Linked DNA regions of Mus musculus: region 2 is linked to region 1. A link is a loop called in an ENCODE intact Hi-C map of the cell type or tissue named here. Cell type or tissue: left cerebral cortex. All regions are shown on one strand. Each heading gives the region's core, and the rest is flanking DNA. Links, peaks and the distances in the headings are about the cores only. Region 1 overlaps Drc7 (dynein regulatory complex subunit 7). Region 2 overlaps Adgrg3 (adhesion G protein-coupled receptor G3).

What was found. Peaks named below come from ENCODE experiments on the same cell type or tissue, not always from the same donor. Only the 100,000 strongest peaks of a DNase experiment are listed, where the experiment ranks them.
Region 2: a loop joins it to region 1, with 2.6 times the contacts of the local background. A loop is called at or near these places in 6 of 42 quality-filtered maps.

What each region holds. Positions count from the first base shown.
Region 1 is chr8:95,075,528-95,079,919 of GRCm38, reverse strand. It overlaps Drc7 (dynein regulatory complex subunit 7), which reads right to left. Exons shown (of 18, transcript NM_001042715.3): 16 at 3,476-3,670; 17 at 2,108-2,247; 18 at 1,779-2,024. The coding sequence ends at 1,931. Among named protein-coding and RNA genes, the nearest start is that of Katnb1, 3.5 kb to the left of the region's middle. In left cerebral cortex, for the core only: no CTCF peak of the experiment used is centred there; a DNase peak (open chromatin) is centred at 1,673.
Region 2 is chr8:95,023,769-95,028,160 of GRCm38, reverse strand. All of the region lies in intron 2 of Adgrg3 (adhesion G protein-coupled receptor G3), which reads right to left. Among named protein-coding and RNA genes, the nearest start is that of Gm51544, 5.7 kb to the right of the region's middle. In left cerebral cortex, for the core only: a CTCF peak has its summit at 2,547 (motif pointing left); no DNase peak of the experiment used is centred there.

The sequences.
Region 1 (4,392 bases), core at 67-4,066:
AAGATCGTTAAGGGCCCTTAGTCACATAACCAATGTCACCACCCCTGAAATAACTTCATTCTCTAACATGCAGACTATATTAAAATGACTGTCACCATCCCCAATACACATAACTTATAAGCAGGAACAAGACTGGGGATGTAGCTCAGTGATAAGAGAGTCTTGACTGGTATGTAGGAGGCACTAGGTTCAATCCCCAGCACTGGAAATACAAACTACCTAGGACCAAGAGAAATGGCAAGGCTCAGTGGCTAAGAGTGATTGCAGTGCAAGAATGAAGACCTGAGTTCAAATCCTCACGACCCATGTAAAAATCTGGGCATGGTGCATGTGTGCTTATAAGGAGCAGTGTTATAGGGAGCAGAAACAAGAGGATTACTAAGATTGTTGGTTGTCATCCTAACTACGGGTTCAGTGAGAGACCCTGACTCGAGGGAATAAGGTGAAGAATGTCAGAGGACAATGCATAGTGATACAATGGGACATGTGTACACACACACCACACATGTGGGGGGCGGGGCACAGTATCTTTATAGGAACCAGACAAGATTCTGCACTCTTGGCATACTTGACTCTTCTAAGATCATCCTATTTCTGTCTCTTGGATCTCCCACTACCCTTCCTCTCTCTCTTCTCTCCTCCCTCTGTATCAGGGTCTCACTTTGTAGATCAGGCTGGCCTTGGACTGACAGAGATGAAGAGCTGGCATTAAAGGCATGGGCTACCACATGAGCATGCACCCCTGGCTTTAACCATGGGTTTGGAACTATGCATTAAAGCTTACTGGGCTCATCTTTGAGTGAAAACAATGACTGCCCCGCAACCGGAATTCAGCAGCAGCCAGTAATTCAACAAGAAGAGAGCCCCAGGAGTCCCTCCCTGATACATGATTGCCTAACCACTGGCCCAGGTAGTACAGGCAACCACAGCCGCTGTGAGACCTGTCTTGAGTGTGTCATGCCCTGGAGAAGATTACAGGCAAGGTCTTCTTTTCTTCTTCTTCTTCTCCTTCTTCTTCTTCTTTCCTTCTTTTCTTCTTCTTTTCTTTTCTTTTCTTTTCTTTTCTCTTCTTCTTCTTCTTCTTCTTCTTCTTCTTCTTCTTCTTCTTCTTCTTCTTCTTCTTCTTCTTCTCTCCTCCTCCTTCCCCTCCTCTTCCTCTTCCTCCTCCTCCTTCTTGTTTTAATTATTTATGTGTATATGAATACACTGTTGCTGTCTTCAGACACACCCGAAGAGGGCATCTTATTACAGATGGTTGTGAGCCACCATGTGGTTGCTGGGAATTGAACTCAGGACCTCTGGATGAGCAGTCAGTGCCATCTCTCCAGTCCCTTTTATTTTTTGTTTATTTTTTTTTTTAAACAGAGCTTCATGTGACCCATGTAGTTGAAACAGATTCCTTATGTAGATGAGACAGATCTTAAACTCTGATCCTCCTGCTTAGATTACAGGCATGGGCTACTATACCCAGTTTTCTCTGCTTTTTAAGTCTTACTTCAGGAAACATGGATAGCCCCATTTCACAGGTGGTAAATGAAAGAGGAACTTGGATTCTGTCTCTTGTCCTCTAATATCAAGCCGCCTGGTCCTGGGGTGTGTTCCTTAGCTAAGCCGCTCTCACTTTAGGAGCTGCTCCACCATCAACACATTGAGCTCTCAGCAGATCTTGGCAGGTGACCATGGAACCATCTGGAGAGCCAACACTTGATAATCCAGAAGAGAAGATGACAGAAAAAGATTTAGGGTGGTGTAGATTGGAGCTTGTAAACACTGAAGTATAAATGGCAAACAGGAAATGCATTTATTTGAGGGAGGCTATGAGGGATAGGGAGGTAGTGTGGCAGCGAGGCTAGTATAGGATCATAGTGGTTGGGGAGAAGGGAGAGACTCCATTCTCTGGCAGGGTCTGCCGTAGTTCCAGGAGGGGCCATCAAACAAAGACTTTTACGAAGTCTATTAAGCGTGGGTCTTTGTAGAGCTTTTCCTCCAGCGCCAGGTACTTCAGTGGAGCCAGCTCTTTGTGCCTGAGCAGAGGGAGGGAGGAGAAGGTGAGGGATATCCAAGCTATCAGAGTGCTCCCAGGAGTCCTCCCGGCTCTGCCCCTTACCGATTGAGCCGCTGTTCCAAGATTCGGATGCGGAACATGGCCTGAGAACAGTAGCTCAGGTACAGGTTTTCATCCTCCGGCGTCAGGGTTACCTGGTTCTCCTGGTACCATTGCTGCTTCTTCTGCAGCTCCTGGGTCTCCTAGAAGCATACAGAGATGAACATGGGAATGTGCGAACTGATCTGCAGCCAGGCTGTAGTTCCATAGATGATCAGGCAGCCTCAAGAGGATAACACCCCAACCCGGACCCCCAAGGAAAGGGACACAGTTAGAGCATCCCAAAATATCTTGGGTGGAAACTGCTGGGGTCATGATTTAAAGGACAGCATGTGCATGAAATCAGAACAGGGCCAAAACAGTCAGCGAGAGCTAGGGATGTGGTTTAGTGCATGGCCCTGGGTTCCACTCCTAGCAGCTCATATATAAAATCAAAACAACTGGGTGGGATGTGCACACCTTTAATCCCAGCTCCCATTAGGCAGAGGCAGATGGATCTTTGTGAGTTTAAGGCCAGTCTGGTCTATACAGCAAGTTCCAGGTCAGTGAAGGCCAAAGAGTGAAACCCTGTCTCAAAAAATGAAGCAGGGGACTCCCTGCTCTCCAGAGGACTGGGGTTAGATTCTCAAAATGCACATGGAGGCTCAGAATCATCTGAAACTCCAGTCCCGGGGGATGCGATGACCTCTTCTAGCCTCTGAGGGCACTAGGCATGCATGTGGTGGGCATGCACACATACAGACAAAACACCCATACACACAAAATAGCTACATGAGCTAGACATGTTGCGGGCGTGCTCAGAGCCCCCAGCAGTTCGTCTCCGAAAACAAGGTGGGTCCCATTCCACCCAACTCTTCTCTGCACTCTGCAGACCAAGACACTGCGTGGGGACCACGTGGTACGCACCTCACCTGTCTCACGGAAACAGGCCAAGGACTAGGAGCTATTATAATGTACCATCCAACCGTCCATCCATTCACAAACCTACCCATCCACTCTTGTATCCCCCTGTCTGCCCATCTTAGTTACCCATCCATACCATCATCCATCCATCCATCCATCCAACCAACCAACCATCCACCCACACTCCACTTCTAATCCTCACTGCACATCCAACTGTACCTGCCCACCCCACCACCACCTGGTAACCCATCCATCCACTCATCCATTTACCCAGCTACCCACCATCCATCCATCCACTCATACAATAACAAAGGGGAAAGAAGAAACCAGGTATTTGGATGCCACAGACACACACTCATCCGCTCATCTGTCACTCTCGGATCCGTGAGGCACTGAGCAAAGACCTCAGGTCCCGTTTTCTCACTGAGGATGGTGAGGTCACCTCCCCTGCCTGGGCCCTGGCCACACCTTCTCAAAGCGAGCCTGGATGAGGTTAGCCTTGTCGATGAGCCGCTGCTTGAAGTCGCTGAGACACTCGTCCTTGAGACGCACCGCCTGCCAACGGGTTAGCTTCTCGCCTGGAGGGAGCTGGGCCAGGAATGGGGCCAGGTAGTCCAGCTGGGCCTCCACCTGCCGCAGGTGCTCCTCATGCAAGACGCGCTCCTGTGGGCCAGGGAACCAGCTGAAAGATCGGGATATGCAGGAGACCTCCGGAGCAGCTGAGTCCATTGTGCAATGGTAAAAGCCAGGCCCTAAATCCATGTCCCAGGATTATGAGACACGATTGCCTCCTTCTCCCTGTTTATTTCTTTCTAACATGTAATTCCTGTTTCTGACACGAATTCATCAATCAGTCTGAGCCTTAGTTTCCTCCTCTGAAAACAGACCAGCTCAGGTCTGGAAAGTCCAAAGCAGACACTTATAGTGAGTGGCAGTGGGTTAGCAAAGATTCTGAGCTCCCATTTTTCTCTTTTGCCCATAAGGCCGGCCTTACATGGGGCACACAGGAGCCAGAGAACATGAGGACAGGAGCTGTTGCCCTTTCCTATAGATCCAAGAACATTCCAAAGCCAAGCCTTGCCAGGCCAACTCCAAACTTCTTTAGAGATCTGCACTGCTTGATGAAGAGGATTTAGCCTCGAGCCTGGGAACCCAAACTGGTCCTCCCACTTGGCGAGAGTGGGTAAAGCCAAAGCCCTGCATTGCGTGGCTGAGTCTTGGTGTTCAACCTGTGCCTGAGTCAGTTGGCTGGATTCCCAGCTCAGGTCACAGCCTCAGTGAAAGCCCTGGTAGAGGTGGGCATGTAGTTCTCATTCTTTCTCTACACAAGGTAGAGACTTTTTCATTTGGTCACAGTCCTGGGTAAGTACACCCAGCCTGGATCT
Region 2 (4,392 bases), core at 129-4,128, 52 kb after region 1:
CAGTCCAGACTGAGTCCATGAAAGGGAGTAGCTATGGAGACAAAAGGAGTTCTCTCTCTCTCTCTCTCTCTCTCTCTCTCTCTCTGTGTGCGTGTGCATGTGTGTGTGTGCATGTGTGTTGTGTGCGCGTGTGTGTGTGTGCATGTGCGTGTGCATGTGTGTGTGCATGTGTGTGTGTGATACAGGATCTCAGGCATGCTAGGCAAGTGCTCTACCAATAAACTACAGCCCAGTTTTGCCTCTGTTTTTAAATAGCCATAGTTATCAAGAAGGGAAGGCTCTATAGAGAAAACAAAAGATGAATTGTAGGATAGAAAAGTAAACCATATAACTATATTCAAGTCATATTTGAGACAGCAGAAGAAGACCACTGACCAGAAACAGAGGGCTGAGGCTGTCAGAATTCATTGAGCAACACAGATTATCCAGCTTTGACTGCTAGAGAACTGTTGGCTTTTATTGGTACCAAATAAAATAGGAAATTTTAGAAGCATTAAGATTTTTGTTGCTACAAAAAAAGATGACTGAATATTTGCTTATATGATGTGTTCCTACCTTGTGATCTTTCTCACCTTTGCAAACCAGCTCAATCCAGGGTCCTAAGGAAGAGTCCCCAGTATGGCTCTCAGATATAGTAAATTCTTAGTATTGTCTGTTGCTTTGGTGCCTTCCCTTTCTCTTCTATGAGACCGGCCTGGGCTGGCCTCAAGCTCACAGCCCTCCTCTTCCATCTCCTGAGGCTGGGATTACAGACCCACCCCCACACGGGAGCTGCCAATCATCCTGAGTGTGAGTGCGGTGCTCCCATTCAGAAGTATCCGCACAGCCACTCCTCCAGTCCCTGCGTGGATTCAATCCGGACATCTGCCTCATGCCAAGCTGCTCCCAGTGACCACTCTCCAAGAGGATAGATAAAAGCAAGCTACTTGACAGACCCCTGGCCCCTATACCCTATATGAACCATGTAGGTACATTGAGGTGACTCCCATCTGTCTGAAAGTGACCTGAAAGTTCTGAAAAAGAAACCAGAAGAAGGAAGGAGGAAGAGAAGGAGGGAAAGAAGGAGGGAGGAAAGGAGGAAGAGAGAGGGAGACAGAGACACAGACACAGAGAGAGAACCATTTTAACCAAAGAAAATCTCCAGGGGCTGGAGAGATGGCTCAGCTGTTAAAAGCACTGACTGCTCTTCCCAAGGTCCTGAGTTCAAATCCCAACAACCACATGGTGGCTCACAACCATAGTGAGATCTGAAGCCCTCTTCTGGTGCATCTGAAGATAGCTACAGTGTACTTAGGTATAATAATAAATAAATCTTGGGCTGGTGAGATGCCTCAGCAGGTAAGAGCACTGACTGCTCTTCCAAAGTTCCTGAGTTCAAATCCCAGCAACCACATGGTGGCTCACAACCATCTATAATAAGGAAAAAAGAAAAAAATGAAAAAAAGAAACTCTCCAAAACGGTCAGTGAGCACATACAAAGATGTTGAAGTTCATTGTTCATGACAAAATGCCAGCGGGAAGCTCAGGTGATGTCCTCTACACTCGAGTGGCCAGAAATACACGAGGTTCTGCTGACAGGATGCAAATGGCACCACCACTTTGGGAAACAGTCCGATAGTCTTTTATGGAGCTCAGCATACATCCAGTGTATATTCCAGCAATTCTGTTCCCAGGCAGAGATCCCCCCCACCAAATGGTAACATATGGACTCAAAGACTTGAATTAAAACATTCCTGGGAACAGTATTCAGACTCATCAAGATCCGGCACCAAGTCAAATGCCCATCAATCGGCACATGGACAACATAATGCAATCTATTTGCATGGAGAGAGAGAGAGAGAGAGAGAGAGAGAGAGAGAGAGAAGAAGAAGGAGGAGGAGGAGGAGGAGGAGGAGGAGGAGGAGGAGGAGGAGAAAACAACAACTGGGGCATAGGCATGTTGATAAGGGGAAAATTATGTGTTACCTGAGAACAAGAAAAGTTAAAATAAATAAATAAAATAAATAAAGCACTGGGGTATAGAACAGTAGCCACAGGGTACCGTTGTTATCGTGTGCTTTGCCTGAGAGACACAGTTTAAAAGGAAAACTATTTGTTTCGGCTCATGGCTTCAGAGGGCTCAGCCCACAGTTCAGCACCTTTCCTGTTTCTCTGCCGTGGTGAGGCAGGAAGTCATGGCGATGTATGGAAGAGGCTGCTCCCGTTATTGCTGCTGGGGAGCAGAGAGCTTAATAGGAAGTGGACAGGGCCAGGCGGTACCTTTCCAAGGGATGCCTCCACGTAGGCTACCTTCCCAGTTCCACTCTCCTGTCCCCAGCAGTTTATGCAGGGTTTGGATCCATGAGTATGTTGAACCATTGATAAGGTCAGAGGTATGCTCTGTGGTTTTCTAGTTGCTCAGCAGAATCACATTGACTGTCAAGAGTCACCATCAAGGGCTGGAGAGATGGCTCAGTGATTAAAAGCATTTGTTGCTCTTGCAAAAGACACATATATATACGGTGGTTCACAACCATTCATAACTCCAGCTCCAATGGATCTGGTGCCCTCTTCTGGCCTCCGCAGGTATTGCATGTGTATGGTGCACATACACATGTTAGCAAAACACACAAAATTAAAATATATAAATCTAGAAAAAATCTAAAAATAAATAAAAATAAAAATCATGATTGCCACTTGGAGGAGTGTTACTTGGGGGAGGCATGAGAGGCCTTCTGTGAGACTAGAAACATTTTTTTTTTCAGCTTTCTGAGTGAGGGGTCAGAAGGATGTGTGTGGTCACATTGCACACCCTTTGAGACAGGAGCTGAAAGAGGCCAGAACCGGTTATCAGGTCCCCTGCAACAGAAGTTACAGGTGGCTGGGAGCCATCTGGTGCAGGGACTTTAGCTCGAATCATCTGCAAGAGCAGCAAGTCCTCTTTGCTCCGAGCCACCCTCTCTAGCTCTGAGATTTGTGCATTTAAATATAACAAAATTATTATTATTATTATTATTATTATTATTATTATTATTATTATTATTATTTCCCCCCAGTGTATCTATTATTTAAGAACCATGGCTTTGGGCTTCTGATTCTGTTTTTTGTTTGTTTGTTTGTTGTTTTTGTTTTTTGAGACAGGGTTTCTCTGTATAGCCCTGTCTGTCCTGGAACTCACTCTGTAGATCAGGCTGGCCTTGAACTCAGAAATCCTTCTGCCTCTGCCTCCCGAGTGCTGGGACTAAAGGCGTGTGCCACCACGCCCGGCTGGGCTTCTGATTCTGAATCAGGAAGTTGTTTATTTTCCTAGAATACATGGAGAAGCCAAGTCATACATGACGATTGTGGCACGCTGTCAACAGTAGCTAGGACAGGAACGACCTTGAGGTGACATCCAGTAGAAAACCATGAATATGAGGTTCAGCGCCTGTGGCCTCTCTTCTCCTAGGGACATCTGTTCTTCCTAAGCTCTTTCTACTGCGAGTTTGAATTACTGATGAATGGAGGTCACTGCTGGTCACAAAACACACCTTACTGGTCACAGCAGGAATGGACCGTAAGAGCACATTAAGGGAAGGAAGCTACTGTTTGGCTTCCTGTGTGTCATCAGGACAGTCATGTGCAGGGGAAGAATGTAGCTCAGCGCTGACTATGGTCTGGGTGAGATGAGACTCTGCCCACAGACAGGCACAAGGGCTACAGAGCCACAGCAGGGCATCAGGGTCTCAGGGGATGTGTGTAAAGGAAGAGAAGCAAACCTGAGACCCCACAGCCCTTAACAAACAGCAAGTTTTTCCTCTGTCTGCTCCTTTCTTGTCAGATCTTAGACCCGTGAGCAAGGAAGCCACGAAGCTTTTGAAGAAACCAGAGGAGGAGCATTCTTCTGGTCTTGGTGTAGAAAGCAATTGTTTTTATTGTTTTGTTCTCTTCTCTTTTTGTCTGTGAGAGTCTAGTCTTATCTAGGTTAGGCTGGCCTCATTCACCAAGTACCTGAGGATGGACTTGGTCTCTTTGATCCTCTGCTTCCACCTCCTGAATTTGGGGATTAAAGATGTTTCAACAGCCATGCCTGCCTAGTTTAGAATAGAAAACAGACAGAGAAGAGCAGAACAGAACAGAGTAACAGGCAATAGGGCTGGTGAGATGGCTCAGGGAGCAGGTGTTTGTCACAAGTCTCAGAACATATGTAAAGGTGGAAGGAGAGAACTGACTTCGAGAATATGCTGTGGCATGTTAGTTCCCCCACATCATGCATACACACACACTCACACACACACACACACATGCTGTGGCATGTTAGTTCCCCCACATCATGCATACACACACACACACATGCACACACACACACACACACACACACACACACACACACACGCATGCACGCACGCGCGCACACACACACCAATACTTAAA